4 separate regions of the Mus musculus genome follow, and regions 1, 3 and 4 are each linked to region 2. The links are chromatin loops, found by intact Hi-C in ENCODE. Cell type or tissue: heart. All regions are shown on one strand. Region 1 overlaps Gm31872 (a long non-coding RNA gene). Region 2 overlaps Lipc (lipase, hepatic). Region 3 holds the start of Gm32017 (a long non-coding RNA gene). Region 4 overlaps Lipc (lipase, hepatic).

The links. Hi-C counts contacts between places; a loop is a spot of excess contacts. Peaks named below come from ENCODE experiments on the same cell type or tissue, not always from the same donor. Only the 100,000 strongest peaks of a DNase experiment are listed, where the experiment ranks them.
Region 1: it touches region 2 in a loop (2.0-fold over the local background); 9 of 42 quality-filtered maps call a loop at or near these places.
Region 3: a loop joins it to region 2, with 2.0 times the contacts of the local background. A loop is called at or near these places in 4 of 42 quality-filtered maps.
Region 4: it touches region 2 in a loop (1.9-fold over the local background); 4 of 42 quality-filtered maps call a loop at or near these places.

Annotation. Positions count from the first base shown.
Region 1 is chr9:70,667,686-70,675,685 of GRCm38, forward strand. It overlaps Gm31872 (a long non-coding RNA gene), which reads left to right. Exons shown (of 3, transcript XR_379591.4): 3 at 1-2,420. Among named protein-coding and RNA genes, the nearest start is that of Adam10, 7.3 kb to the right of the region's middle. In heart, CTCF peaks have their summits at 552 (motif pointing right) and 4,465; no DNase peak of the experiment used is centred here; H3K27ac peaks cover 886 bases.
Region 2 is chr9:70,839,684-70,847,683 of GRCm38, forward strand. The region is part of intron 1 of Lipc (lipase, hepatic); the gene reads right to left. Among named protein-coding and RNA genes, the nearest start is that of Gm32017, 70 kb to the right of the region's middle. In heart, CTCF peaks have their summits at 3,813 (motif pointing left) and 7,957; DNase peaks (open chromatin) are centred at 1,498, 3,018 and 3,138; H3K4me3 peaks cover 639 bases; H3K27ac peaks cover 4,579 bases.
Region 3 is chr9:70,910,524-70,918,523 of GRCm38, forward strand. The region is part of intron 1 of Lipc (lipase, hepatic); the gene reads right to left. It overlaps Gm32017 (a long non-coding RNA gene), which reads left to right and starts at 3,623. Exons shown (of 4, transcript XR_003948349.1): 1 at 3,623-3,632; 2 at 3,816-3,933. In heart, CTCF peaks have their summits at 147 and 4,537; DNase peaks (open chromatin) are centred at 58 and 4,928; H3K27ac peaks cover 1,303 bases.
Region 4 is chr9:70,921,527-70,929,526 of GRCm38, forward strand. All of the region lies in intron 1 of Lipc (lipase, hepatic), which reads right to left. The region is part of intron 2 of Gm32017 (a long non-coding RNA gene); the gene reads left to right. Among named protein-coding and RNA genes, the nearest start is that of Lipc, 9.3 kb to the right of the region's middle. In heart, a CTCF peak has its summit at 3,439 (motif pointing left); DNase peaks (open chromatin) are centred at 745 and 5,455; H3K27ac peaks cover 6,071 bases.

The DNA of each region.
Region 1 (8,000 bases), 170 kb before region 2:
ACTTGCTCCAGCCATTCACTCATTGTCAGAGTTTGGGTAGGTCAATTTATTTAACTTTAATTGTTACTCTTTGTAAAAGGAGACAAAAAAGAAAGAAAGAGAGGAAGAAAGGAAGAGAAAAAGTAAAAAGGAAGGAAGAAAAAGAAAATCAAAAGAGAAAGAATAATGGGACAGGCACTAAGGATATGACTCAGTTGGCAGAGTGTTTACCCAGCCTGCAGGAAGCCTTGGATTTGAACCCAGGTGTGGTGGTGCATGCCTATAATCCCAGGACTTGGAAAGCAGAGGCTGAAGAATCAGATTTCATGTCATTCTCAGTTACCAAAGGAGTTTGAGGCCAGCCCAGACTAGACATAAGACCTTGTCCCTAACCCCCCAAAAGTCAAGGGATAGCATTAGCCTAAGTGATTGATTTTATTATATTTTTGTTAGATTTATTTATTTACTTATTTATTTATTTTTATCTTAGTCCATAGTTTATTTCATCTCCAGTTTATCTGTATATCTGTGTCTATATGAGGGAATTTCACACATGTGCATTCCTTGCTGAGGCCAGAAGAGGGCATCAGATCCCCTGGAACTAGAGTTACAGGTGGTTGTGAACTACAAGGGTGCTGGGAGCCAACTTTAGGCCCTCTGAAGAGCAGCAAGTGCTCTTAAGCACTAAGCCACCTCTTCACTCCACCCTATGCTATATTGTTTTGTAAATTAAATGGCAACCCAAGGCAAACAATTTGTATATTTTGAACAGCCTTTCAATTGTGACTGGTGGTGTGGTGGTAATGAGACTCAAACCTAGGACCTTGCAAATGATAGGCAAGTGTTTTCCTATTGAGCTATTCCTCTGGCTCAAATTTTATTATTATTATTATTACTATTATTATTATTATTATTATTATTATTATATTGCTATCAATCTAGAAGCAATCTAGTTAGAAAGATAAAATGTGAGTATATAAAACAAAATGAAAACATGCCACTTGTAGGTAATATAAAAAGGGCTGTGAAGTGATAGGTTTTTTTTTGTTTTGTTTTGTTTTTTTCGAGACAGGGTTTCTCTGTATAGCCCTGGCTGTCCTGGAACTCACTTTGTAGACCAGGATGGCCTTGAACTCAGAAATCCGATTACCTCTGCCTCCCAAGTGCTGGGATTAAAGGCGTGCGCCACCACACCTAGAGAAGTGATAGGAATTAAGTCACAAATAATAATGAAATATCTAAACCAAAGCCAGGCATGATAGAAAATACTTGTAATCTCAGTACTTGGGAGATGGAGGCACAAGAATCAGGAGTTCAAGGTCATCCTTAGCTATATAACAAGTTGTAGGCTTGCATCAGATATGTGAGACTCTGACTGAAACCCCTTCACACCACCAAAAGTAAAAATACAGATAAGCATAAAGAGAAGCAGTTTGGCTGTTTGTAATAGTTCCCCAGGAGATTAGATTGTTTATTTATTCCATTTAATTTTATTTTAAAGTTTAAACATAAAGGTTAGGAGTGAAAGTCGGGGTAGGATGCTTGTCAGACACTTGTGAGATCCTGAGGGCAGGTCTCAACACATAAACAAACAAACAAACAAAACTAGAGCTGGAGAGATAGCCTAGTCATTAAAATACGTGTCACTGAGTTCAGTTTCTCAGAACCCCAGGTAAAATAGATGGGTGTGGCAGTGTGGGAAGGCAGTGATAGATAGGAGGAACCCTGAAGCCCATTGGCCAAGCCCAGCTAGCTGAATCAGCAAGCTCCAGGTTCAGTGAAAGACCCTATCTCAACGAATAATGTGGAGGAGCAGAGAAATGGCTCAGAGGTTAAGGGTGTTCCCTGGTTTTCCAGAAGATCTAAGTTTGGCTTCTAGAGCCTGTATCAAGTGGTCCTGGTTGCTCCACCTGTAACTCCAGCCCCTGGGAGCATGCACACACACGTTTACGATTGTTTAAATCTTAAAAATAAAGTGTTAAGTGATTGAGGAAGACACTTGATGTTGAACTGTGGTATGACATTCACACGGATATTATAAATAAATAAATAAATAAATAAATAAATAAATAAAATAAAAAATGAAATAAAGCAAAGCTTAGAAACAGAACCAAAGGCTTTATGGCAAGGGCAAAGAAGACATAGTTACTGAAAGGGACATGGTGATGAACAAGGTCCTGGGGATTGTTCTGATGCAAATGTGTTTGTCACACTGTGCTTTTGGTGGCCATCTCCATAGAGGCTCCTGAACAGGTGAGTGACCTGGTAGCTACCTGCCTGATCCTTACTGTGGCATGGTAAGTTGGCTAGCTGGATAGTTGACTGGTAAAATCACTTAGCGTATTTCTTTGGCAGGAGTGACTTAATCACGAAGCCACTTGTGGTCATGCTTCAGCTTCTCAAGTATTGATAATAAAGATGGGCTCATCAGCTTGATAACATCAAAGTCTACCTGAAGATCGTTTCAATAGTTTGTTTGCTTTTGTTTTTGAGACAAAGTCGCAATATGTAGCTCTGGCTGACCCAGAACTGGTCCTGACCCTTCCTCACTCTGTTTGCTCCTCAGGGATTACAGGTACACAACGTAACCATGCCTGTAATATTTAAAGACACATTTTGTAGGAATTTAGCTCTCATCCATTAGTCCTTGTGAGTTGGTAAATTCGGACAGCACTGAGAAACGGAGCTGGCAGGATGCATTAGTGAGGAAAGGCATTTTCCACCGAGCCAGATGACCTAAAGTCAATCTTCAGGGCCACACAGTGGAAAGGAAGAATTTAAGAGTTGTCCCCTGATCTCCACTCATTGACTGTGTCGTATCTTAACACACACACACACACACACACACACACACACACCCATAAATAAGCATTTTGTTTAAAGCCATGTTTGTGGTCCTTCAAAGCTAAGAAGTAGGACTGCGGGTGTGGCTCGGCGGTATCATAAAACATGTGCTTATCAAGCACGAAGGTCTGCATGTAACTCTCCAGCCCTTAAAACTCAAACAAAAAGTAAGGAGTAGGCTTTGGACCATGGCAACACATCTTTATTTAACAAAGAATTCTAGAGAGTAGACTACAAGATTCAGAGAGAAGGTTAATTCAGAGTTAAGGTTGGATTAGAAAGGATAATGTTGGGTGATGAGGAAGGACAGAGTCTAGGTAAAGGACACTTAGTTACAAAGTAATTGTTTTTCTAGTTTTAACTCTGTCATAGATTTTCTTTCCTTTCTTTTTGTAGATAAGTGCATACAATGTTTAAAAGTCGATTTTTTTTTTTTTTTTTTTTTTTGGAAACATGGTTTCTTTGTATAGTTCTGGTTGTCCCTGAACTTGTTCTGTAGACCAGGTTGGCCTGGAACTCACAGAGATCCACTTGCCTCTGCCTCCTGAATGCTGGGATTAAAGGTGGGTGCCACCACTGCCCAGCAAGTGGATAAAATATAATTGATAGTATATAAGCCAAAGCAAAGGTCAACAGCTTTAAAATGGCTACTCTAATTGTACAGAACTTCATTAAGATGTGTAGGCTTGGGGCTACATCAGCCTAGCTGGATGTTGTTGTGTTTTAGTTTGCAGGTTACACACACACACACACACACACACACACACACACACCCCTTAAGTTAGAAGCTTACTGTACTCCTTACTCTCTTTTCTCATTGCTGTGACCAGATACCTGGCAAGAAGCGACTTAGGGAAAGAAAGATTTATTTCGGTTCATGGTATGAGAGGTACAGCCTATCATGGGGAGGAAGGCAGGGCAGCAGGAACAGGTGGCTGGTCACGTGATGCCCTTAGTCAGGAAGCAGAGAGAGGTAGTGCTGCCGCTTCCTCCTCGCCCCCCTTTTATTCAGTCTGGACCCCAGGCCATGGGGCCCCAGCCCACACTTCCTTCCTCAGTTAACCCTCTCTGGAAACATCATCGCAGACACACCAAGACTTGTCTCCTAGATGACTTCAAATCAAGTTAAGTCAACTCTGAAAATGAACTATCACACCTGGTACATCTTCCTGTCTATAAAATGGATTACATCTATCTCACAGCATTGTTGCAGTGAATAAACAAGATTGTGTATATTAAAGTGTATATTAACATATCAGGGCTATTATTTGATAATCTGTGGGTATCTGTCCTAGTAACAGAATAAACGTTTGTAGAGTTTCACAACCATGATCATTGCCATTCTGTAGGTTTTCTGGTCCTCTGCCTTTGCCTTCAGGGTCTTGGTCCTGTTGATGTCAGCTGCCACGGTAAGAACACGAGAGTTTCCAGGAAGTAACGCATGCTTAATTGTAACAGAAGGCTAAAAATAAAAGGTGTTTTGGGATAAAATGTGATCGAGATTACTGGAGCCAGAGAAGTGTAAGCAAAATCTTCAAGGACTATTGGAAGTTGGTCTAGTTTCTGAAACAAAGGTCACACAGGCAATTTACTGACGGGAAAACTGAGTTCCAGAGTGACAGACGTCAAGCCCAGTCCAAAGAGGGCAGTCTTTCCTCAGTTCCTGACAAGCAAAGCAGAAGCATCTACAGCTACACAGAGCCATGGCTGTGCCTTGAAAGCTCCTAACTGTTGGATATGAATGAATAAGGAAAATTTTTTTAAAAAATCACTTCAAATCAAAGGAAAGGCGCCTGTGTCTAACATGGTTTCTGAGCCGTCAGCCTGTGCCCTGACCTTGAGAGGCTGGGTTAAAGCTGTGAAAAGGGGAAAGGAAACAAAGACAGAAAACAAGTTGGCAGAAAAGTGCAAGACGTTTTCAAGACTAGACAGACCAGTTTAACTGAATGGAGAGGAAAGAGAGGCCCACAGATGGATGAGGTGTGCCTGTGGAGGCTTTAAATTTTTCAGTAAGCTACTAGAAGTTTAGACAGGAAGATATTGTTTCTAGTTTTTGAATAGAGTACTCAAATTTAGCCTATATTCGTATTGAACTTTAGTAAGTTTGTGTTGGACATGGATATACTGTACTGTGTGGCTCTTTCTAAAACTCCTATAATATGTGAGTCACACTTGTCTTTGAGAATTAGGGAGAACGTGGTTATAATTCAGTATTACAAATGCTTGGCTAGATGTGACAGCCCCTGAGTTCACTCACACACACACACACACACACACACACACACACACACACACACACACAAACACTACATAAATAAGCATTTTGTTTAGAGCCATGTTTGTGGTCCTTCAAAGCTAAGAAGTAGGACTGAGGGGTGTGGCTCGGGCGGGGTGGGGGGGTGGGGAGAGGAGAGAGTATGAGAATATTTGATTTTTTTTTCAGTTTGGGGATCAAATCCACTAGGTTCCTATAGTAACCAGGGCTAAGTATTTAAATAAACATTACAATTTTGTAAGTCTATATTAGAGGTATATAGATGGTAATTCTTTCTAGTAGAGAAGTTAATAAGGATTTGAGAAGAGGGAAGAAGCCTTAGGCATAGGGTTTCTATTGCTGTGATAATACACCATGCCCATAGGCAGCTCGGGAGGAAAAGGTCTATTTCACTTATACGTTCACACCACAGTTCATTACTGGATGAACTCAGGGGAAGAACCTGGACGCAGGAGCTGATGCAGAGGAAGAGCTCTGCTTACTGGATTGCTTTTCCCATGGCTTACTCAGCTAGCCCTCTGAAAAAAATCCAGGGACTCCAAGCCTGGGGTGGTGTGACCAACTCAGCTGGGCCCTCCCATATCAATCCTCCATCAAGAAAATATACCATAAGCTTGTTCCTTCTTCCAAAAGGACCTTAGCTTGTGTCAAGCTGACTCAAAACCCAGCCAGTACACCATATCTCCATTCTGTCTCCGTGCATTTTAAAGGAAATGGATACCCAGTCCCCACCCCCACCCCAGTGTTGGGAATTCTTATGTGTGCTAGGCAAGTACTGTCACCTCTGCGGTTGATCTATATCCCCAGCTCAGACACTGGTACTTTTAAATGCCTGTAGTTGTAAATAGCATATTTCATTAGTCTCTAAAAGTGTATTTAATGCATTCCCCCTAATTCTTCTTTTACATGAAAAGTAAAATTCTAACCAAAAAAGTGTATTGAGAAATGAATCACTGAGCCTCATTCTGTAGAACATGTGGGAGAGACACTCCTTCTGGAGGGTAGAACATGTGCAAAGGTGTTGAAGTGGGAAGTGGTGTGTGTTTGGGAAACTAACTGTTGTTGAACGGCGGCACATTGCGCTGATTAAAGCCAGCCTGTTCTCCAGACAAATTGAACCTTGGCGGTTGGCTCTGCCACTCAGGTTTCTGACTTAGGGTGGATTACTTAAGTTATTTCAACTTCCATTTCCTTACAAATGTCAGCTCCTGTTACTCTGATTTTGCCCTTGTTTCCTTCTATTTTACTAACTCCTCCACCACCACTGGTGCTAAATTGAACTTAGGATCTCATGTACCCCAGACAAATCTCCACTGAGTTGCATTTCCAGGGAAGAAAAGGAATGTGTAGCTCAATGTTATAACTCTACACACTAGACCCTTGGACCAGTTCTCAGGTCTGACAAAAACAGACTTGATGACCTATTAGGATTGGAGCTTAGAAGGTTTGAGGAGGTTGAGAGCGGTTGGGTAAATTGGAACTTATTGAGTGCAGTGTAGCTGTATAACACCAGGGGAGAGGTAGTGAACAAATATCACATGTAATTATGATAGAATCATCTAGAATTCTATAATGCTTACTATATGCTATGTATTTGCCTTGGTGCTTTACACTTGTTTTTAAATTATTTACTTATTGATTGATTGATTATATGTAAGTACACTGTAGCTGTCTTCAGACACTCCAGAAGAGGGCTTCAGATTTCGTTATGGATGGTTATGAGCCACCATGTGGTTGCTGGGATTTGAACTCAGGACCTTTGGAAGAGCAGTCGGTGCTCTTAACCGCTGAGCCATCTCACTAGCCCCCTAAATTACTTATTTTTACTTATTTAACTTTTGGTTTTTCAAACAGGGTTTTTCTGTGCATCCTTGGCTGTCCTAGAACTCTGTAGACCAGGCTGGCCTCAAACTCAGAGATCCACCTGCCTCTGATTCTTGAGTGCTGGGATTAAAGGCGTGTGCCACCACTGTCCTGCTCTTTTACACTTATTGATTTATTTAACTCTGGAGGCAATCTGTGGTAGGCAGCACTATTCTCCAATTCTGCAGATCAGAAACTGAGACCCAAATGTCCTTTAAACAAGGGATTGACTTTATTATTATTTTATGTGTACAGGTGTTTTGCTTGTATATGTGTCTGTGCACATGTGTTCCTGGTACCCCCAGAAGCCAGAAGAAAGTGTTGGATCCCCTGTTATTAGAGTTATAGACTGTTTTAAGCCACCACATGTGGGCTGGGAATCGAACCCTGGTCCTCTGAAGAACAGTTAGTGCTCTTAAACATTGAGCCATCACTCCAGCCCCGTAGACTTTAATCTTAGCCAAGAGCACATGTTTAGGAAAATGATGTGACTATGCTATAGATAGGGCTGGGGCTTGGGACAGAGGTCCAAGAAAGCTAGCTGACTATACGCTAAGAACCAGAAAAGAATCCAGAACAAGGCAAACCCCAGGCTCTGTTTACATGCAGTTTACAGCCTAATCCCAGACACAAGAGGGTCATAAGAAGTAACCAAGGAAGTGAAGGATAAGAAACAAAACCAAGGGCTGGAGAGATGACTCAGCGATTTAGAGCACTGACTGCTCTTCCAGAGGTCCTGAGTTCAATTCCCAGCAACCACATGGTGACTCACAAATATCTATAATGAGATCTGACGCCCTCTTCTAGTGTGTCTGAAGACAGCGACAGTGTACTCATATAAATAAAATAAATAAATCTTTAAAAAAAAAAGAAAGAAAGGAAAAAAAAAGAGAGAAACAAACCCAAAAGATCAAATTCTAGGACGGATCATATTTAAGAGGTAAAGAGAAGAAAGCCTTAGGGAAGTCAAAGAGAGAAACACAGCTCAGTGTCAGGAGGAAAGCAAGGAGAGAACAGAGCCCCAGAGAACCCTGGGAGA
Region 2 (8,000 bases):
GGAACTATCAATAGGGGTAATGTGGAATAAGGGTCTTTGCAGCTGTGTGGATTTGGGGCTGTGCTAAGTGACTTTAACATGGCTGCCTGCTGGCCAGAGAGAAGTTTTAAGAAGGAAGCTGCTTTAGGGGACCAATACCAGGCGGAGACTCTCAGACACAATGTCTTCAGTGCAAACTGCCCCAGTCTCTGCATTCCTTTATTTAGCATTTCTGGGTTTGGGAAGAAGTTCTGTCTATGGGCAGCTTTCTTTGTGCCCCTGTCCTGAAGAGCTTCTTGAAACCCTTGGTGTCCATGTGATGTTCCAGGATGACAGGAGACACATGGTCTGCTGTTCTGAACCCACTCCCCTTCTGCTGTGTTCTCTTCCCCTAGGCGTGATGGCTCAATATTTTCTGTGCAAATACATGCCATCTACTGAGGGTCTTTTGGTTAAAATCCATGGAATAAATAGGACGAGAGCCCTTGAAAGCCATGCCTTAGGTGGCCAGGAAATAATTGGTTAAACGGTCAAATGCAGTGGCTTGCAATGACTGGGTTTAGTGCCCATGCCCAAGAGCCTGTGCAAATCGTCTAGGGTCTGCTGTGGGAATGAGGAGGGGACACAGGAGTGAGAGGGCAGGTTCCCAAACTGCACACATGGTCAACCCAAGTGTTATTGACTTTGCATTCTAGTATTTTCTGCCAGAGAGTCTGCTTGTAGAAAGGCTTCCATGGCCAATATAGGTTCAAACGCACAACTCTACACACAGATACTCCCCTTAAATAAATAAAATATGATAAACCAAAGCAGGTGGAGTAAGATGACTCGGGTGCCTGCTCCCAAGCCTGATCCTGAATTTGATCCCTGGGACATCCATGGTGGAAGGAGAAAACAAACTCTTACAAGTTGTACCCTGACCCCCCCCCACCCCCCCACAAAAGCACTGTGTGGTACACGCATCATCCACCCCTGAAAAAAAAAAGTGAAACAAACAAAACCCACAGCCTGCCCTGAACAGGGATGTGCAAAGGTGAAACACACGTCTACCAACTCTGTTAGGGGATGCTGGAGCTAGAATCCATACTCCTGCTTGTTTGTTTCAGAATCAACCAGTTTCTAAAGAGAAGAATAAAAGAGATCAAGGGGCTAGCGACGGTGAAGACAGCATGAAGTCTATCTGCTCTGTGTCACTGAGGTGAGAGAGAGAGAGAGAGAGAGAGAACTTCAGATGTAAAGAAATGCATACTGGGAGCAAATGCTGCCGTGCCAAGAATAACTCAGGAGGAGACAGTGCAATCCCCCAGTCTCCAGTAAAATGAACTGTGTAATCAACACTGCTGTACTCTGTAAATATTCTATCCACTGATAAAGAACTCGGCAAATAGAGGTGGCGCCTGAGCACGGCTCCCAAAGCCAGAGAAAGTAGAGGAGAGAGAGGCTAATGGCTGTCAGGCCTGTCTCAGTGCCTGGGGCAACAGAGGAGCCTACGTTAAGACATCCTGTGCCTCACACAGACACTGTGTCCTGTGTCTGGCAGTGTCTGTGGTTCCTTTAAGTACAGCGCTATTTGTACTCACTGTGCACTTCCTGTCTGGACTGCCCTGGTCATCTAGCCTCTTAGAAAAATTCTGACTTAGCCAGAATCACCTGCAGGGCTGGAATCCACACCCACTTGGTTCCAGAGTCAACATTCATTTTTAAGGGGATAGAGCTTATTTATAGAAACATACAGGAAGGTATGACCATCCTAAATGTATAGCTCTGTGGATTTCTACCCATTCACAAGCCTCCTTCAGGATCGCGACAGAGGTCTCCATACCCAGAGGATGCCCTCAGTCGTCTCTAGCAATACCAGCACCCAAAACCACCACTTCCTCCTATCAATGGGAATGTGTTTCTTCTGTTCTTCAACTTTGTGTCAATAGAGTCACACAGTAGGTCTTTTGTGTCTGGCTGTTTTACCCAACACCTTGTGATGCTCATGTAAGATGTTGTATGTATACAGCCTGAACCTTGCCGCATTGGTGAGTCCTAGGCTGCCTTCCGGCACCAACACCTTCAGAGTGGCTAGGGTGGGGCGGTGGGTGCAGCAGTCATAGATGGAGCAGGCTGAGAGATGGGCTGAAAAGAGAGGGCTTTTTAGATCATGGCCTGGGCTTTACATTTCTTCCTTTCCTGCTGCTGAGTTCCCTGGGCCCAGACTGGTGGCAAAAAGACAAGTTCCTTTTCTGACTTTGTTCCTTTGTACAACAGAGCCAACCTCTTCACTGTGCTCTCTCAGATTCCTGGACAGCATTCTCTGGAATCAACCTTCCTATGCCTGGCAGTGAGGTTCCTTTAACGACTCACTTCCTGTCTGCTCTGCCCCATCATTAACCTCCAAATGAACTAGAATCATCTCCAGAACAGGAGCTCACACTCAAACCAGTTTCACCCAGATGGGGGCGTTTGTTTCTTCCTTACTATCCTGGTTGCTTTCATAGCATTATCTGAGGACTTAAAAATTAATATTATTATTTTGGAGACAGGGTTTTGAGTTTCTCAGTCTGGCTTCAAACTTGCTATATAGCAGAAGGTAACCATCAACTTCTAATCCTCCTGCATCTATCTACCTTAGAGTGTTGGATTACAGGTTTGCAAGAACACGCCCTATTTATACAGCGCTGGAGCTAGAGCCCAGTGCTTTGTTCATGCTAGGCAAGCACTCTACCCACTGAGCCACATGCCAGCTATTTCTGGAAGTACTTTTCAGTTGTTAAACACTTAGGGGTGGGGGCATGTGGAGTGCTATTTGCTTCTAGTGGGCAGAGGTCTGAGGTCATGCTAAGAACAGGCCTCCCCTTCCACTAAAGAGTGATGCAGCCTCGCATCTCAGTAACATTGTTGTTGGGAAACCCTGAGCATGAGTCATCATCAGGAAGTTGGTGTCTGTTTCTTTTCCTGATGCCAAAAGAGAAGAGGCAGGCATAATGAAGGTACTTTCATCCTGGAGTTAGAAGACCTGGGCTCAGGACTCACTTGCCACTAGCTAGTCATCTGACCTCATTTGAGTTATCCAGTCTCTGCAGGTCTGTTTCCTCCTCCTCCTCCTCCTCCTCCTCCTCCTCCTCCTCCTCCTCCTCCTCCTCCTCTTCTGTTGCTGGGCGCTGAGGTGCTTGTCACTAAGCCTGCAGGCTTCCTGTCCGGATCTCTTAGGGCTGCCTTCTATATCCTTATTTCATGAGATTTGACAGAAAACAGTGCCTGGGTGGACTGTGTGTAACGGCAGTGGAAGGATCCTTCCAGTCGCATTTCCACTTCCCTATGCGCTACTTCCAGGGTTATATCCTCACTCTTCCATCTGTGTGGGAAGGGAGCTCACCCACAAAGGGTGTTTCCTGAACTGTAGGCAGAGCTTCAAATACCCACAATTCCCATAGGCAGCAGTTTTTGACACTGGAACTTTTAGCCTTAAATTTAAATTCTTGTGAGACCTGTAAAAGGGTTTGCTGTGTGTGTGTGTGTGTGTGTGTGTGTGTGCCTAGTTACTTAAGAGGTTCAGGGCTTTATACCCTTCAAGGTGAGGCTATGGGAGGTTTTGATAAGACTAGACTAACAGAACATTGGTGAGCTTAGCATGCAGCGCTATGCAGTGTAGAGGACAGATCTCTGTAAGAACCAAGAGCCCTGCTGTGCCCAACAGGCAGAAAAGAAAGGGAAGAGAATTGGAGAGATGGCTCAGTGATTAAGAGCACTGGCTGCTTTTGCAGAAGACTGGGGTTTGGTTTCCAGTACCCACTTGGAAACTCACTACCTTAAACTGCAGTTTAAGGTGTCCAGTGCCCTCTTCTGGCTTCCATGGGCCCTGCATGCATGGGGTGAACATATATACGAAGGCAAACACTCATAAACATAACAGAATAATTGGGGAAGTTTGCTTAGTAAGTAATAAGAATGAGATGAGGCAGAAAGGCGATGGCTCAGTGGGCAAAGTGCTCGAGTGCCACACAAGCATTAGGACCTGAATTGGAGTCCCCAGGACCTAAGCACCATGGAACACATCTGTAACCCAGCACTGGGAGAGCAGAGAGACTCCTGAAGCTTGCTGGGTAGCCAGTCCAGCAGCATCAGTGAGCTCCTGGTTCAGTGAGCTCCAGGTTCAGTGAGAGGCCTTGTTTCAAAAGTTAAAGTGGAGAGCAGAGGAGGGAGACGCCTGAGATTTACCTCTGGCCTCCACACACGTGCGAACATACATGTGTGGGCACACCTGCACACACATGTGTGCACACCATACAGTTGTTGAAGGGAGAATTAGTGATGGATAGAGGTGGCTCGGATAGTTGGCTGTCATAATGCATTCATTATTGAATGGCATAAGTATTGCTGTTTGGAATCTGGGGACAAACTCGCCTTAGATGGAAGACTATTGCAGACCCATGGGACAATATCTTAATGGAAATCTCAAGAGGACCAAATTGTTCTTAAGTTACTTGATTTTAGGGGTGGCATTAACCCTTTTTAGTCAGCTGCCCTCCAATTCTACAGTTCAAAACTGTCTCGAAAATGGAGGAACGGCGTCCATATTTATTTTCTCACATATGTAACAAACAGCACAATGTCTCAATAAAAATGTATCTGTGGGATTCTTTTCTGGGTTACCTGTATGTTATGTGGCTTTATGTGTGTGTGTGTGTGTGTGTGTGTGTGTGTGTGTATGTGTGTGTGTATGTGTGTGTGTGTATGTGTGTGTGTATGTGTGTGTGTGTATGTGTGTGTGTGTGTGTGTGTGGTGTGTGTGTATGTGTGTGTGTGTGTGTGTGGTGTGTGTATGTGTGTGTGTGTGTGTGTGTGTGTGTGTGTGTGTGTGTGTGTGTATGTCTTGTCAGGCATTTTGCTTGTGCTATGACTTGGTTTATTTATTTTTTGTTACTTCCCATGCTCGGGAATCATTAAGGATTTTGGGTTTCAGTAGCCTTCTTTATTATTATTATTATTATTATTATTATTATTATTATTATTATTATACTTAGACATTTCAGTCACCTTTTCTTCAATCATATCTCAGTCCCTACCCTTTCTTTTCTAGTTAATACACACAAGGCCTCTTGGGCCTTCTCCCAGTGCTGTTGGTTTATTCTGCTCTGTGTTTCACTGGATATTTTCTGCTGTGATGGCAGCAGGTCCACCAATCTTCTCTTCTCCTGTGTCCGGTCTGTTGTTAACCTGCCCAATGTCTTGTTTTCTAGGAGCAGTACTTAGGTGTTTTAAGTTGCTCCCACATTTCTGCTTAGCATCCACACTCCTTCCCGCAGGTTCTTGATCTCAAAGAGATGGAACATACTTCTTGGGACTCTTGCCTTGGGTCTGCTGCTCAGTTGGTAGAGAACTTGCCCAACACCACTGAGGCCCTAAACTCCACTCCCAGCACTACATAAAAGTCGGCCCGGTGGTATATGAAACCACACACAGAACTTGGGAGGTAGAGGCAGGGGTATTAGAAGTTCAAGATCATTCTTGTCTCCATAAGAAGTTTGAGGCTAGCCTATGCTACATAATATCTCAAAAGAACACCACACAAAACCTCTTTATGTTCTTGCTCACCAATTTTGTTATTATTATCATTTCTAGTGTTGTTCAAGTTGACTGACCTTTCTTTTAATTGTGGGGTTTTGCCTTCTTCTTCTTCTTCTTTTTTTTTTTAATGTAATTTCTGTTTAGACACCACACTCTGAATTTTCTCTTCTTGGTCTTGGACATTGTTGAATGTTCTAAATATTATTTCTGGGTACAGTTACTTTACTTGGAAATGATTTGAGCCTTTCAAACTTTGTTATGTGGGACCAGAATGGCTTTAGCTTGGGACTCATGGTCCCCGGTCCTGAGGTGATAAACCTTGTGAATAGTCAGGTCTATCTATTCCAGTGCTTCCTCACCAATCTCTACTGGGCTGAAGACTCCAGGAACACTCTGCACCTCTCTGAAACTCCTTCCTCTGTCAGCGCTGCCTTTCTCCTGTCTGAACTCTAAGCTCTGCCTCTCTCTCCAAAGGGAGAGGCTGGTGGGCTGGGAACCCCCTTCAGGCAGCAAACTGAAAAAGAATCAGAGTGCTTTGTCTTTATTTCTCATCTCTCAAGGTCGCTGTCCTGTGTTGCTTGTTGCCCGGGGCTTGAAAACATTTCCCAGGAAATAATAAAAGCTGGAAGACTCCCCAGGAACATCTTTAAAGTTCAAACAGAGATGCACAGAAAACCCCATTGCTGCGGAGTCAGCTGTAAGTTGGTCGGTGCTGAGTTGGTTCTTAAAGCCTAGCTTGGTGCCAGCAAGGCACGGACAGGTGACAAAGAAGATAGACGTGCCACATGCATGTGGAAAAGCACTGGGAAGGAGAGGGACGAGATACTGGCGAGCCTACAGCAATGCCAGCCGCTCTACAGAAAGGGCCCACAGCACCTGACATATTTTATTCCCCCTTGGGGCCACCTCCTCATGCTATCTTTCTTCAGCTTAGTGATTGACACCCGAAGCCTCAAACTTCAGGTATTCTTGATCCCATTCCTCCCTTGTCAAACTTTGAATCAGTTTTCAACGCCTGTTCATTTTTGTCTCCAAAATATCTTCCAGTTTAACCCTACCTCGCCATTCTTATTCAGACCTCACTCAGACTCTCCCAGAAACCCACTATTTGACACTCAGAAAGGTACATTGCCCATCTGGCTCTGAATTTCCCTTTATGGACTGTATTTATATAGTACATATAGATCACTTTTACTTCACACCGATAAAGTTTGATTCTGATGAAGGTCTACCCAGAGAGGCACATGTTAAAGGTATGAGTGTGTCCTGACACCATAGCTAGTGTTCAGTATTTGCTGGGTGAATGAGAGATTTAAAGAGAAAGGGTTAGAAAGATGGCTCTGCAGTTAAGAGCACCTTTTATACTTTCAGAAGACCTGGGTTTGATTCCCAGCACCCACACAGTGGCTCACTCTAGTTCTACGGAATCTAATACCTTCGGATGCCCTCCACAGACACACTCACACATAAAATAAAGTTAATAAAATTTTAAAATAGGAAACCCATAAGAACTTGTATCTTTCAATAGTTAGGTTCCACCAAACACATACATCGCAGCCTCAAGTGTTTCTTCCTGTTTTAATTTGCATTTCGTTACAGAGACTTTAGAAACAAATACACAGTGCGTGTTTGTCCATTAACTTCTTTTATTTACTGAGCCAGATAGTTGCCCTTCCTACCTCTCTGTCTTACTCTCTTGTTCTTGAAGTGAGGGCAAATTAGAGCAGAATGTAACACTTGTTGAAACAATAGGAAACTCCATTTCTAGTGCGGGGTCGAAGCTCAGTTGGTAGAGCACTTCCTAACATGGATGGAGCCCTGGGTTCTATTCCCAGCAGCACATAAACCTGGCCACCGTGGCTCACATGTGAAAGTAAAGCACTCAAGAGGCAGGGGGATCAGAAGTTCGAGGTCATTCTTGGCCACTTAAGAGTTTAAAGCCAGTCTTTGCCACAGAAGACCTGATCTCAGAGAAACCAAAACCAAAAAGCAACCAACCAACTCACAAATGAACAAACAACTCAACTAACTAACTAACTAACTAACTAACTAACTAACCAAAGTCAAGGAAACACTTCTTGCAGCATCAACACTATTTCCAGTTTTGTGGAAGCTCCTCATAATTGTTTTAGTTTTAGTTTTTTTTTCTTTTCTTTTCTTTTTTTTTTCTATCTTTTTTGTTTGAGACAGGGTCTCACTATGTAGCCCTGGCTGAGCTAGAACTTGATATGTAAGGCCAGACTGACCATAAACTCAGAGATCTACCTGCCCCTGCCTCCGAGGTGCTGGATCTAAAAGCGTTCTCTATCACCCAGCCTCTTACTTGTTTTATTGAAATTTGTATTATTTAGAGTACAACGAAATGGAGGCCACCCAGCTTTAACAGGTCCACAGCAGCAGCGGCTCGGAAGGCTAAGCCGCTTGTTCCAACCACAAACAGGCGCCACACTCTCTGTGTTCAGCTG
Region 3 (8,000 bases), 71 kb after region 2:
ATTCCAGTCCCCACATCCTTGGGGAATACTGGGATCCTTTTCGGCCACAGAAGAGGAAGCAGCCAGAACATGTGCCAATTTGGGGGGACGCTTGTTTGCTTTGGATACATGCAAAAATCTATGCATGCAACTAACAAAACACGAAACCATGAGACACCTGCTCCTAGTGGACTTTTGTCTCGTTTACTTGACCTGGTTCTAGGAGTGGGAGGAACTTCCTCCAGAAATCACCAGCTTCCTGAAACCTGGAGCGAGCCCCGGCTTTTGATGTATTTTTAGCTTTAAATTAGATTTATGTAGCTATGGTTAACTCTCTAAAAGAGACCCTCAGATCGGGCGTGGTAGGGGGTGGTGGGAGGGAAAGAAGTCATTTTTTTTCCTGAAGGCAAGGCAAAGATTGTGTCATCTGAAGTTAGCAAAAGACTAAAATGTAATGTCCTTGATGTCACTCCTGCCTCAATGAACAGTATCCATGCAGTCTTTTTGAGGACACATGTATTGCACATGCACATATGTGCATGAATACATGCACACACACACACACACACACACACACACACATGAGAGGAAGAGAGAGAGGGAGAGGGGAGGAGGAGGGGGAAGGGAGAGGGGAGAGGGAGAGGCTGAGCCCCTTTCTGCCCTCTGGGAAAGGTGAATGGTTAGGAGTAAGGAGCAGGGACAGCATTACTCAGGGACCAAGGCAGGTGGCACTGAGTATGTAAACCCCTCGGCAAAGGCTCACTGAGTCTGCTGGGAGCAAGAAGGATTCAGCCTCTAATCTTTCTTGCCTGGAAAGGGGCTGTAGGCTGTTGCTTATAGCTGGTGGGAAGCTGGCCTAAAGCCAAATGCAGCCAAGGTGGGTCACCGGACAGGTTTGGAGGCAGGAAACCATGTAGGAGACAGCCTTTGGATAGTGTTGTCCTGGATGTTTTGACTTGTGGGAAAGAGCCAGGGATGAAGACAACCTCTCTGCTGTGGATTGCAGCGTGAGTGGTGCACACACATGACAACCTGCCTGGCTTTTCCTTTCACTGCGGGAGGTAGGAGGCACGGCGGGGATGCTCCGCTGGTGCTTTAACTGTAGCCCACGATGACCTTGCTCAGGCTGCTCCCAAACCTCGGTCATTTTTCGAACTTCACATTGGGAGAATACTTTCCAGAAGGTTCCATGAGTCTGTAGTAGTTAAGAGAGAGAGCCCCAGCAGAAAAAAAGTGCTCATTTATTCTGTTTGTAAAGCTCTCGTGTTACTGGGGACAATGAAGATGGTCAACCTTTAATTTGTTGTTGTTATTCAGGTCAGGAAAGTATATTAATTAAATCTCTTGCTTTCTGTGTCCCTGACCAGAGAAAGCATAAGCCAGCCTATCCTTGATACTCCAGGGGGCATATAATTTAAGACTGGCAATGTGGCCTTTCCACAGAAGGAGGTATAGAAAATGCTAGAATAACTAGCTAGTGTTGGTGGCACGATGGCCCCTCGGGCCCAGGACACAGAGGAAAAGTGATGATGTGAATCACAAGCAGAGAGGTGCTTACTGCAAGATGCGAGGGCTCACCTTCCAGAGAGTTTACTCAAGGGTCTGTGGAGGAAATGACTAAGACCCTGCTTCTTAAATCCTTTGGTTACCAGACAGGATCAGCTGTCTGGTTTGGGGGAAGAGAAGATAGAACAATGAAGGTGTCTGGTGTTGAGTGATATGGTCTCAGTCCGCCAAGAATCTGTGCAGAAGTCAGCATTTGAAGGTCTTCACCTGCTAATAGTTAGGAAGTCGACACGGAGAAAAATAAGTCCCACCCTGGAGACAGCACAGGGCATATCGCAGCCTAGTTGTCTTGTAGGCGTTAGTGCTTTCCAGGGGTGGATCTGAGGAAGAATTAGAGTCAATTGGTTCTCTGTGCAGCCTGCTACACTCTCTGAATGCTGGGGAAAGAGGGGCCAGTTCAGGGTGTCCTCTCTGTTGGGACGAGTTTTTACTCAGGTCTGCATCCTTGGGCATCTCTCTCGAAGTCATTTGTTTTCATTTTCTTATTTGTAAAATCAGTAAATTGGAAAAGACATTCACTAGCTCCATTGTAATGTTCCAGTTCTTTGCACAGCACTTGGTATTAGACCCTCCTCCAAAACCCAAACCAACCAACCAAACCAATACCAACCCAAGCAAAAGAGCCAATCAATCAATCAATCAAACACTATGCCTCTCCAGTTGGTAAACAGTGATATAAAGTCACAGCCACAGCCACAGCCACAGCCAGTCACAGCCACAGCCACAGCCACAGCCAGTCACAGCCACAGCCACAGCCACAGCCAGTCACAGCCACAGCCACAGCCACAGCCACAGCCACAGCCACAGCCAGTCACAGCCAGTCACAGTCACAGCCACAGCCACAGCCACAGCCACAGCCACAGCCACAGCCACAGCCACAGCCACAGCCACAGCCACAGCCACAGCCACAGCCACAGCCACAGCCACAGCCACAGCCACAGCCACAGTGCCTCTTGCTTTTCCTGATTTACGCTGCCTATGTGAATGTATAAGGGGCACTTTTACACACTAGTATTAGGGGAGAGGAGAGAAGGAACCTACTGAGTTACTGGGTAGGAGGCAGATAAGGGGCCATGAGCAGTGCTACCCCCTGTGCGTCTGTAGTCCTTTGAAGAGAATGTGGTGTCCCTTGTCACCCCTTCACCTACCCCCAGTACCTCCCTCCAGGAACCTCTGGGCTGCATCTGCCCAGATGTGCCTGCCACTGGCTTTGATTTCACTCAGGTTTGGCTCAGTGCTCAGTACCCTCCATATTAGAAATGCCTTTTTGTGATTATCGAATTAATGCACAGCACTTAGGAATGTACAGACATGCATCAAGAAGCACGAAAACAGCCTCAGGTATAGTTCTATTCCCCAGAGCAATTGACAGTTAAGCACATTTTCTCTTAGACTATTTCAACTGTTTCCTCTTAATGTGAATGTACATTTTGTAACTTGTTTGTTTGGATTTTTTTTTGGGGGGGGGTCAACTTGATAGCATGGCCCCCTGACATTCACCATATTAGCTTTTACTTTATCCCTCCCTGCCTCCCTGTGCTAGCCTTCTTCTCTTGGGACCTCTAATCATGTCTTCAAATTCTAACCTACACTCGCTTGCCTAAAGTGCATCAGACCCTTCATTTGTTACTGTGAATAAAGTTTTATTAGAACATAGTAACACCCCCTTGTTTATTTATCTATTGCCCAAAGCTGGCTGTGTGTTACAATGGTAGAGCCTCGGGACCTACAAAAGCATTTACTCTGGGACTCTCATGACCCTTGTTCTAATAGTCAACCAACAGTGAATGAAGCATAGATCTGTGGCATTTCCGTTTCCATGGAACAGATGCCACTGTTGTCCTGGGTGCAGGGGTACATGCACATAGTCTCAGTGCTGGGAGATGCCAAGGAAGAACTGAAGTTCACAACCAGTTTGGGAAACAGCGAAACCTCTCAGAAACCAAACAGGAACAGGAACCAAAATCCCACCACTTTCTACTGCTTTTAAATGAACCAAGTAGGGCTGGGTGTGGGTGGGCACATGCCTTTAATTCCCACACCCAGGAGGCAGAGACAGGCAGATCAAGGCAAGCCTGGTCTACAAAGTGAGTCCAGAACAGCCACAGCTCTATTACACAGAGAAACACTGTTTCAAAAAACAAAACAAAGCAACAAACAAACAAAAGTAACCATGTAATGTTATCAGACACAGTAGCTTTTATTTTGGAGGACAGAGGCTTACTATGTAACCTAGCCTGGCTGTGAACTTTCAGTCTTTCTGCCTTCAGCTTCTCCAAGTGCTGGGATCACAAGTGTGAGCCACCACACCTGGCTTGAGAAGAGATGGCCTTCAGCAACACTGGAACGGAATGTTTCTACTCTACACCATGATCAACAAGGATCGAGGTGAGAGCAAAATACAATGCAGTGATAGGAACCAGGCGTTTGGGGTACTCATTGCTGCTGCTTCTAACATAACTTAGTTCATTTTAAGCTTTACAACTTGCTGTGTTTAAGTCAGTCCATGATGCTCTTGTAATTTTAGCACCTGGCTGGGTGGAGGAAGGAGGCTTTGCGTATAGATAGAGAAAGGAAGCTACAACTCTAGCCCAAGGTCCTGGTCTAGCTGGCTGCAGTCCTGGGGAAGCTCTGATCACGAGCAGGACAGGAGCCCTATAGTCTTAGGCTGGAAGTGGACGGCTCTGAGCACCAGGGGCCCTGTTCCCCAGGAAAGAGCTGGAGAACCACACTCTGCAGAGAAAGATAACTGTGGCCCTCCACCCACTACACATGGAACGGAGTCATTCTCGAGGAGCCACCAGAGGCACAGATGGAGCCCTGACCTCTGATGACCTGGGTGGGGTATACCATGGAGTGGGAGTATGACAAGATCTGGCCGGCCAGCTGTTCACCTGCTGGCCTTTCTGCTCTGGAAGTGCCGATGTACAGTCCCACGACTCTCTCTGGAATGGGCCTGGCCAGCTGAGGCCACCTAGGGGCCATCTGACTTTGACCCTGGGAAGGCAGTGGTCAGGGCCCATAGGGTGTCTCTGAAGAGGATTGATTTGAATCAGGTGGCATTTTCACTGAGGGAATCCTAGCTGCTCAGTGGACTTGAAAACAGGCTTTGCTGCGGCTGGTGGCTAGAGACTCATCCCCAGCTGGGAGACAAATGTGGCTGAGGCATCTGCCTCCAGCAGTAGGGAGAAGGCAGCTGCTCAGGCCCATGGGGCGGGGTTCCCATCCCGATGTTACTTGTGGTCTATGTGACTTGTGCCTTGGCTTTACCCTCTCAGTCTGCCTCCTCATATGTTGTCTCAGGATCATCCTGAGGGTGGTGGGACCGTGACAACATGTTACAGATACTAAGTGTGAGCATGTGAGCATGTGAGCATGTCCCAGTGGTGTAATTGGTTAGCATACAGTACTTCTACAGATGCCAAGTGTGAGAAGGCAGGCAGCAGGTTGCACCATGGCCTCTGTTGAAAACACCAAGTGTTAACAAATGCATGCTCTCTGCAAAGAGCTGCCAGCAATTACAGCCAGATCCTTCTGACTCCAGGCCTCCTAAAGAAGCAGGCCTTGTTAGTGTCAACACCTTGTCCGGTGGAGATTGGAGAAGAGGGAGTAGGAATCACTAGGGTAACAATTTCCATCTCTCTTTCCTGTAGTAACTTTGCTCTTGAGGTCAAGCTCAGGGAGCTAGCAGGGTGGGTTTCCTGGAGGAGGCAGAGAGTGGCCAATGGCCCTAAGCTGGATGTTTACTGAGGGGTCTAACCTTTCCTAGAATATCTTGATTATGTGTATGAGTGTGTATCTCTCTGTGGGTCTATACATGTGGGTGCAGGTGCCTGTGGAAGACAGAGGTGCTCTAACCCCTGGATCTGGAGTTACAGATTCTTTGTCATGGACTGCATCCCTTCTTAAAGAGAGAGACAGAGCAAACCCTCTTTTAAGTTGCTTCTTGCAAGGTTTTGGGAAACAGGAGAAAGTCAGGTGGTGTGGAAGAATCTCTACACACTGTCACCCTGGCCACCCTGGCCTGAGGAGGGTCTGGCTTCTCCTCCATTGTTCCAGAGCCTTAGAGAACACGGGAATGTCTGAGCGAGAGGGACAGCAGGCTGGGGCTCCTATCACCAGCAAAAGCAGAAAGAAAGAATCAAAACATCTCCAGAGAAGGAACGTTAAGACTCCCCACCCCCACCCCCACCCCCACCCCCATCCCCACCCCAGCAACCCTCCTCAGAGATTAGAAAGCCGCATTTATCTTTCAAAGTAAATAGCGGATCAGTCCCAAGGAACAAGGGGGACTTTCAAATAATGGCTAGCATGTGTTGATATTGACAATGGCCCATAAATCTCAATTTCTCTCGAAGAGAACGTTGGGTGGCATTTTAATTCCAAGCCATGGAATGAGGAAGGAGAGATATTTACCTCTGCTGTGGGTCTTAGTGGAGCATGCTTAGAAACACAGCCCGATGAGCATGGAGCTAGGCACTAATTGATGGTCTCCAACATGCTTCATAACACCCCATTATCTAGACGAGGAGCACGACAGCAGAAACAGCTGAGCCTGGTGCGCTCAAAGATGGGCTTCTGAGCAGCCATCTAGGAAAGACCAGGGCCCTGGGGAGCCTCCCCAGCACGGCTGATTGTCCCTGTTCCCCTGGTCCCCAGCCCTGGCTGACAAACCCACTGCCCTTCCGTGTGCTCACTGAATGCTTTCAAGCAGCCTTGCTCCCTGGGGAGACCTCTGCTTCTCCCCTCTGCAGTTCTCCAGGGTGGACAAGAAGCCTCTTCACTTAATAGTTTATGATTGCGCTGCAGATAACTGACTCTTTCCCTGGTCTGCCACTGGGAATGGACTTTTAGTTTCTACTTATTTACTGGCGCCAGACATCCCGTGGAACGTCTTTGTGTATATCATCTCATTAACCCCAATTTACTGTGCAACTTTGGACTGCTTGTCCTCCTTCAGCCTGACTCTCTCCTCTCTGTATTCTGGAGCGAAGGACCTGAGGTCCAGGCTAGGTCTCCTCCCCAGGGGCTGATGGGTTTTATTTATCTTACTTCCCAATACTCAGTACAGGGTCTAGTTCAAAGTCTACTCAATCAATGTGTAGGTAGTTAGGAAGGAAAGAGAGAAGTCCGGAGAGTGAGCCCCAGATACTTGGTCTGGACTAAAAAAAAGGGGGGGGGCAGAAGTTCTGAGAGTGTATATGCATGAGGGTGTTTTGTCTGTGTATAATAGTGTTTATGTATATAAATGTGTGTGTGTGTGTGTGTGTGTGTGTGTGTGTGTGTGTGTGTGTGTGTGTGTGTGTGTGAAATGAATGCTCTTTGGATGGCTCAGTGGAAGCTGGAAGAGGGCTTTGGGGATTTTGTGTCAGAGAAGAAAGCTGTGAGGAGTCCCTGGCTCTCTAAAACGAGTCTCTCAGGGTCTTATGGTCTTCTGGTGACAAGCTTTGGGCCATAGCTCATAGCTGAAACTGACAGTGGTAGTGTCTTACAGTGCATTGAGAAATTGTTAAAATGGCGTGGGTCTGATGGGGTAAAAATAATCACTGGGCACTGCAACAGGCCCCAGGGAAAGCAGCCCCAAGCAACTGTCTAGGCCCTACCTCCCCCCTGGTGGGTTCCAGAGCCTCTGCTTGCTTGCAGCCCCACTCTAGCCCCAGCCCCTGCTGGATAGGTTTCAAAGGCTGGCCTGGCCAACTCCCTCCTGGTTTTCCTCAGTGTCCTGGAGAACTTGGTAAGACGCATAAGAAGTGTGGGGAAGAGTATAGACCTTGGAGCCAGGTAGACCTCAAGTCAGACTTTTACTGTGATATTTCATCAGTGATGCCTCGTAATTAGGCTGTGTCAGCTCTAGTTTCCTCATAGTTAAAAGGAGAATAAAAAAAATCCTTTGGAGAGGACATGAAGTGGGAAGGGGAAGGCTTGGAGGTATCCGAGAACAACAGGAGGGACGCATTGGAGTGGATATGATTACGATACAATGTCCACAGGTATTAAATTGTCAAAGAATAAATAAAAGGCATTTAAAATTATCCTTTTACAATTGCTGGGGTTTGCCAGTGGCTTGGCCTAGTTCTAGATTCAGTGTGAGACCATGTCTCAAGGGAGTAAGTCAGGGATAGGACATCTGATATCCTCCTCTGGACTCCAAACATTTCATAGGCCACATACCTGAGCACCCACATGTATGTACGGTGTATGCACGCGCGCACACACACACACACACACACACACACACACACACACACTTCTGCCCACTACACATACACAAATCTTTTATAGACTCTAGGTTGTTAGAAGAATGAAGCTCATGTAGGTGCCAGCACAGCCATATTAAAGTCTTTGCAGGTGGCTTTGAATTAGGGGGTTGAGTTTTATTTATCTCTGTATTTCTTCCTTTTCCCTGGCTCCTCCTATGCTTCCGTGCTACCTGGTGTCTACTAGTGGGCCTGATC
Region 4 (8,000 bases), 82 kb after region 2:
TAGAAGTGACGGGCTCAGAGCCACCTGGACCAGCTGACACAGCTGGGACTCAGACCCCGGTGTGTAACTCCCACACCTTGTTCTTTTGGGCTTTCTGGGTTCTTCCTTAGGAATGTACATTTTATTTTGTTTTATTGTGCCTCAGTGTGTGTGTGTTCATGTGGGCACATGTATGTATTTGAACATATGTATATGTGTGAGCGTGTGTGAGTGTGTGTGTGTGTGTGTGTGTGTGTGTGTGTGTGTATGTGAACACATGTGGAGGTAGAATGACTGTCTTGATTGTCACCCTCAGAAGCACTGTCCACCTCTTTCAAAGACAGGTTCCTTCGTGGGCCTGGAGTTTGATAACTAGGCTAGGCTTGCTGGCCATCGAGTCTCCCAGATGTGTTGTGTCTTCCTCTCCAGCTCTAAGATTACAGCTGTGCACCTCCCCCTGCCTTATGTTCTGTGGGTGGAGCCCACATCCCTAGGCTCTTGAGGCAAGCATTATTGACGGAGCTCTCTCCCTAGACTTCATGTTTCATTTCTGTTGAGTTGGTTTCCCCTCGCAGAGTTGGAACTCAGAGCCCAGGCAAAGGTTCCCAGGGGGTGGGAGGAGCCCTTGCAGCCCCTGCTCTGTTCTTGGGCACTGGCTACCACTGGACTCCTTTTGAACTTGCCAGGAGAGGGTGATGACTGGCCTTGGACATTTCTCCTTGGCTGAGGCCAGGCTGGGTGAGCCTAGGCAACAGCCTGCCTGCAGACAGGCTATGTGGGAAGAACACCTCTCAAGGCAGGGAGAGTATGCTTTTGGGTTCACGCCATGCACACCCTTCAGGTTCTGTGCCAGAGGATGAGTTTTATCGTTACCCTCAATGTGAGCCAGATAAGCACTCCTCCTGGCTCCCTGCCAGCTCTTGCTGGAGCTGCCAAAGAGTCTTAATCACTTTGCCAAAAGGGGTTGCTGCCCCCCACCACCACCTCAATCCCCCAACTAGCTGCCAGCTGTGTGCCTAAGCTGGGCTATCGCTTTCCACATTGCCAGGAAAGGACCCTGTTTATGGGCCTACTGTTTTCTTTTCAACGCCATGTATGTGTCTAAGCCTCTTTTCTCCCCAGGAGTTGTTACAGCTCCAAGAAAATAAAAACATATTTATGACGTCCATAGTATCCCCACTTTGCAGTCCGGAACCCTGGCCAGAAGGCCTGTATTGCCTCAAATGACTCAAAGCACCTCAGATCTTGAAAACTGTAGATAAGTAGATAGGCTCTTTACAGTCCTACTTCAGGATAAATGAGGTCATTTGGGCCTTATTTAGGTGTAGACCCTGAAACAATGTAACCCATGCCCAGAGAAGAAGGAGAAGAAGAAAAAGAAGAAGGAGGAGGAGGAGGGGGTGAAAGGGGAGGGGGAGGAGGAGGGGGGAAGGGAGGGGAGAAGGAGAAGGAGGGGGAGGAGGGAGAGGAGGAGGAGCAGCAGGAGACTAGGGCCTGGAGAAATGTCTCAGTTGGTAAAGGACTGGGGTTTGATTCCCAGAACTTAGATTAAAAAATGAAAATAGGCCTGAAATATAATTGGAAATGGTCCAATCAGCGGGGTCTGATCAGCCAGCCTAGCTTACTTGGTGGGTTTTGGGCCAGTGAGAGACCTTTGCTCAATAACAACAAAAAAGGTGGATGGCATCTGTGGAATGACACCCGAGACTGTCCTTTGGCCTCGGTGTGCACGCACATGCATGAGTACCTGCGTGTACCCATATGCATGTACACCCACACCCATGGGAGGTGGGGGGGGGAAGATAGGACATAGAACTATAGCATGGGGTAGGGGGAGCTCATCAGAAAGTGGAGGAGACGACACTAGAGAAGCTGACCCCATGGGCACCTTGATCGTGAGTATCCCTCACAGTCATGAGACAATTTCTGTGCATAAGCCACTCACCCTATGGCTCTTTTTTATGGCAGTTCTAGTAGAGCAATACACTGAATGTCTAATGAGCATGCTGGAGTCTAGCATAAGACCTGATACACACACTGTGGGTAAGTTGATAGCCTGCAGTCATCCTGAATGTGGACTTTCCTACTATTCCACTGGCCATTTGGTTATGCAATTGTGGTGGATAGGTTGGTCCCCACCGTCCCTTCCTGAGAGGGTTCTTGGATTATTTTCCTGCTTGGGCAACTTCTCTTCTTGATTATGATGGTTAATATCAATGATCAACTCTGGGCATGTCTGTGCTGAGGGTTATTATGATAAGGTTAATTGAGATGTGAAGAACACCTCTGGTATCATTCCTTGGGCTGGGCTTGTGGGTTGTATACAAAGGAAATCCTGAACTGAGTTCAAGAATTCCCAGCTCTCTGCTTCTTGACTGGAGGTACAAGGTAACCAGCTACCTCCTCAAGCTCCTGTCACCATGATGCCCCCATCACAGGGGCTGAAACTTCAAACTGTGATCCCAAATAAGCCTTTTCTCATTTAAGGTGCATTTGTCAGGAATTTGATGACACGTCATCTAAAGTAACTAAGACACTGATAAATTCATTAATCTGCTTGCACCCTTTGTGTGTATGATAGTGGTGGCATGGGTTACTTAATTATGGGACAATTTCGAGAGTTGTTGCACTGGCAAGAAAGATACATTTTCTATGTTGTATGGATAATACTAACCCCATGAGGACCCAGATCAGTTCATAAACCTGAACCTAGAGGATTCTTGTGTTACGCCTTCTGGAAAAATCTTTGCTTACCTTAACACTAGCCTACAATGTCCAGCTTTGATCCTGGGCTGCACCTTCCTCTGAGATGAGTAGATTAGTGCTCACACCTTGTTCTGACTTAACTCTGGGGAGCTTAACTTTGTGGGAGAGGGGGAGGGACTGGGACTTTGTGTATGGATGGCTTTGCTCCTGGGCCACTGCTTCGACTTGTCATCCCTATGTGGCTAAGCTGTACATTAGAGGGTCAGAATATGTCCCAGGCTCCTAGGCACCGGCATACACAATAAGAGAAACTGAAGGCTAAGATGCTTTCACAGGAACCCCAGGAGACACTTCAGGAAAGTCCACACTGACTTGGAATTAGGAAGGCAATTTCTAGATTTGCTGAAAGGCTGGGAGGTTGAGTCAGATGGCTCTGGCTGTGACCAGTGACTTGACCACTTGTTAAGTGAGTTATTCATAGAGGATGACTTTACGACCCTGAGCTACCATGTCTCTGATTATAAAACAGGGTCAACTACTACTACTTCCCATCTATTAGGCGAAATGAATAGGTTCAGGCTTTGGATTCCTTAAAAAAAAAAAAACAAAAGAGTAGCTTTCAGGGCTGGAGAGATGGCTCATCAGTAAAGAACACTGGCTACTCTTTCAGACACCCTGAGTTCAATTCCTACTATCCACATGGCAGCTAACAGCCATCTCTAAGTCCAGTTCCCGGGTTTCAGACACCCTCTTCTGGCTTCTATGGGTACTGCACACATACGGGTCACAAACAGACAAAACATCTATGCACATAAAATAAAAATAAATATTAAAAAGTCCCTCAACCCAACACTGTGATTTTTACACATCTTGGCTCTGCTTCATTAAAGCCATATGAGAGCCCCCTCCCCCAAAGCATCAACTGAATTTTCCTCATCTGCACTGGATCAAAAACCGATGCATGTCTAGTCCAGAGAGTATTGAGAAAGAAGTAGTGTGACGGTCATTGAGTGCTTGTACAGTTCCTACAGAATCATGCCTTTGTCCTCTGAGTCTGGGAATCTGGAGCCACAGGCGGTTGAGTCATTGTAGGGCTAAGTCAGGGCACGAGGTCTCACGCTAGGCACAGAACTCTGCGTCTATGCTCTCCTTTCCTGGTCATGTGCAAGTCCTGAGTCAGGGAGGTGAACACTGTGGATCTCCTGGCACCGTGACAACCACTCAGTGACCAGGAGGACACCTAGGATGTCAGTGCAGAAGGGATCCTGCTTGTTTCTCATGGGACATTAGAGGTAAAGGAGTCCCATAGGCTGTGCTTGAGTGTGAAGAACTGTTAAAAGAGTTCAGAGATGTCACCTGGAGTCCTTTATGTGAGAGAGCACGAGAACAAAACAAGGGTTACCTTACATCCAGCCAGACCCCAAGACTCCAGCTGAGCACAGACAGCACCCACAGAGTGTAACCAGTGGGATGAGGATCCTCCATCTCTGTATCAGGACAGAGAGAGGGCTGTGGAGGCCACAGATGTCACAAAATCATACTCTCTCCTGACTGCCAGAATGTGCCATGGGTGCTCCTGTATCAACCTCAGCTCAAGACTTGTGGGTGTAGCTCAGTGGTAGAGGGTTGACCAGAAAGCCTAATGCCATGGCTTCTCTCCTTTGGACTGCAAACCTCAACTCAACCGCCAAACACCAACTCAACCTCTGTTTCATCTTCCCTCACCCGACCTATGAGGACCTATGAGATCACCATTGACTTAGTGTAGCTATTAGTCAATGATGATTACATGGCTGTAGATTTGTCTTCTCTTTTGATGGGATCCAGGCCAGAATTCCTCTGGTTTCCAGGCCTTCCTTAGACTCATCCACTCAGGCCCATTTCTCATAAGCAGCCTCAGCCCCATCCATGAGGCCATCCTAGGGCTCCCCTTCTCTGACTGAAGCCAGCCAAAGAAACTTCCCTTACACTCGATACCAGGGCCATCCCTAGAGGCCTTAGCTGGTGTGATGGTTAAGATCGCCAATTTGAATCACCCAGACAAAACTCTGGGCATGACCGCAAGGGACTTTTAGACTAGGTTAGTTGAGGTGAGAATCCCTACCCTAAATGTGGGTAGTGCCATCTACCCTTGGGTTCCAGACTGCATGAAAAAAGAAAGCGAGCTGAGCGCCAGCAGTCTTCTCTCTCCTTCCTGACTACAGGCCCGATGTCAGATGTCACTAGCTGCCCTGTGCTCCTGCTACCACGCTCTCCCTGCCACATGGCAACTTTGAGTCAAAATAAATCCCCCCCTTAAGTTCATTTTGTCAGTTTTTTTTTTCCCACAGAAATGAGAGCAGTAACTAATACAGTTGATAAGCACCAACATCTTCCAAGTGGGATGTTTGTGCCTGTCCAGTATTGTTGACAGGGTTACAGTAAAACCTCAGTGGGTTAACGCAGATGGGAGTGAGCGCTTCACTGTGAAATTGCTATTGATCAGTAAGTGTAGTGTAAGATTTGCACATAGCTCTCTTTTCCAAGTAAGAGATTTTTAAGATGGACGATTTCTGATTCGATACTGGTTAAGTTTCAAGGGAATCCCATGACTTAGGATTTGGAATAACAATGAACAAGAAAACTTCAGAGATCTGCCCAAAGCTGGAGTTTGCTCTGAAGAAAGAGCCAAACATTCGTGTGAGGGCCTAGGGAGACTGCAAAACTGTTGAGTTCAGGACTCCACCCATGCCCTTTCCTGCTGATACAGTTTCTCCCCAGAAGGGAGTGGCCAGGGTTTCAGCCAGGCTGGGAGATAAGGTTCTCTAGGCGTTGTGGAAGGCAGCTAGCAAGCTCTATCTCCCCTTCTCAAATGTCAACCTGCATCTGGGCAGCCCAGGCTCCAGGGTCAGAGTGAAGCTCTTGAGGGTGGATTGGGGGTTCTTGTTTCAGCTCCTTTCACTGTATCTTACTCTGGGCCAACCGAAGTCTCATGAATTCTCAATTTCATTCTCATTCTTCAAGTCATAACTGCTCATACGCTTTCCTTTTTCCTTATGATATTCTCTTACTTCTTTCCCTTCTCTACCCCTTGAACCAGGGGGCTGGAGAGATGGCCTAGCGGCTAAGAGCGCTGGCTGCTTTTGCAGAGGACTTAGGCTCATTTCTCACTACCCACATGTCAGCTCACACCTGTTTGCATTTCCAGGTCCAGAGGATCCAATGCCATCTTCTGGCCTTCTTGGGCACAGTCTGCACATTGTACCAGACATACATGCAGGTGAATAGTTAACACACACACACACACACACACACACACACACACACACACACACACACACTTGTTTAAAATGCCTTCTTAGCTGACCATTCTTGCCTCAGAATTCTCCACACAAGATAAATTTGTACACCTATCACGTTGTATTGAAATGGTCTCATAGTACTCCTCTAAGGGGCTGGACTCTTAGATTGAAGCTTTTTTCATAAATGAAATGGTGATTTTTGTGCTGACCTTGGAGCTCAGAATGCAGCAAGTAGTTAATAAATGTTATGATTTTATGTTTTATGTATGTTCCCAAATAAATTAGTAGTTTTTTTTCTCTCACTATGTTGGTTCCTCTTAGTACCAGGGAGTTGGAATGTCTGACATCACAAAGTTTTGCACAGTTGTGGGTGGCCAGGCCTCACACAGACCCTGCCCAACCCTGCTAATGCCCAGCTCATGTGAAAAATATGTCCTTGAGCAGATTTTCAGGGTTGGAAAGGAGTGGCCCAGAGCTATTGTGAGTTTCTCTACCCATCACCAGTGAGTCTCAGCCTGGAAGCTTCCCTTTAAGGAACACTTTCTTTTCAGCTTGCAGATGTTCTATTTTGGAAGAGCACATTTTCATGAACACCTTAAATTTAATATATATATGGAAAGTTGGGCCTATCAACGTTCTTTCATGTAGGGGAGGGCCTCCTAAGGCATCCTATAAGGATTTATAGATAGTTGGTTTCTGGGTGAAGGAAAGACATTTTCTTCCCTGTTATAGCCACTGACATTTTGACTATGGTCCTGTAAGTAACTTCTCAGCCAGCTGCTGTTAGAAACCTAATGAAATTCACTGGAGCATACACATTCATTCTCTCTCTCTCTGTCTCATGCACACACACACACACACACACACACACACACACACACACACTCACACTCACTCACTCACACACACATATGCACACACATACACACACATACACACATACACACACATGCACACACACATACACATACACTCACACTCACTCACTCTCACACACACTCACACACACACCCCACACACTCACACACACACACCACACACACACACACACACACACACACACACACACACACACCACACACACACACACACACACACACACACACACACACACCCCAAAGCATGACTAGGTGGGAAAATGAGTGGGGAGCAGCAGATGTGGGAGAAAGATAAGACAAGAAAAAAATGTAACAGTGGTGAAATATAATCAGCATACATTATATATTATATATGCATAAAATGCCCCTTGTAGATAAAAGTAAGTTGTATGACAGCTACTGGTGAGGGAGGTCAGTACACAGAAGCAATACATGCTGACTCCCAGCTTTTGAATTACGAGTTAGAGGTGAAGCCAGGTGTGGCAGTTTGAATATGCTTGGCCCATGAGAAGTGGCAGAATTAGGAGATGTGGCCTTGTTGGAGGAAGTGTGTCACTGTGTGGTTAGGCTTTGAGGGTCTCCAAATGATCAAGTTCTGCCCAGTGCAGAAGAGACCAACTCTCCTGGCTGCCTTCAGATCAAGATGTGGAACTCTCAGCTCCTCCTCCAGCACTATGTCTGCCTGCACACTGCCATGTTTCCCACCATGATGATGATGGACTGAACCTCTGAAACTGTAAGCCAGCCCCAATTGGATGTTTTCCTTTGTAAGAGTTGTCTTGGCCATGGTGTCTTTTCACAGAAATGGAAACCCTAACTAAGACAGCAGGTTTGCCTTGGGGGTTCTGTAGGAAGAGTTCACCTTGGAAGGCCAGAGACGAGGGCAGGTGGCAGCTCCTCCATAGACTGGGGTTCTGGGAGTCTCTACTCATGATGGTTAGTTTTAAACTGTCAACTTGATGCAATCTAGAATCACCAGGAAAGAGAATCTCTGACTCGTATGAGACCAGGAATCTTAATTAAAAGACACTTCTTTAATGTATGTATGTATGTATGTATGTATGTATGTATGTATGCATGTATGTGCTTGTGTGCATGTGTGCACACATGAGTTGGGATGCCTGAGGTAGCTAGAAAGGGTGTCTATCTCCTAGGG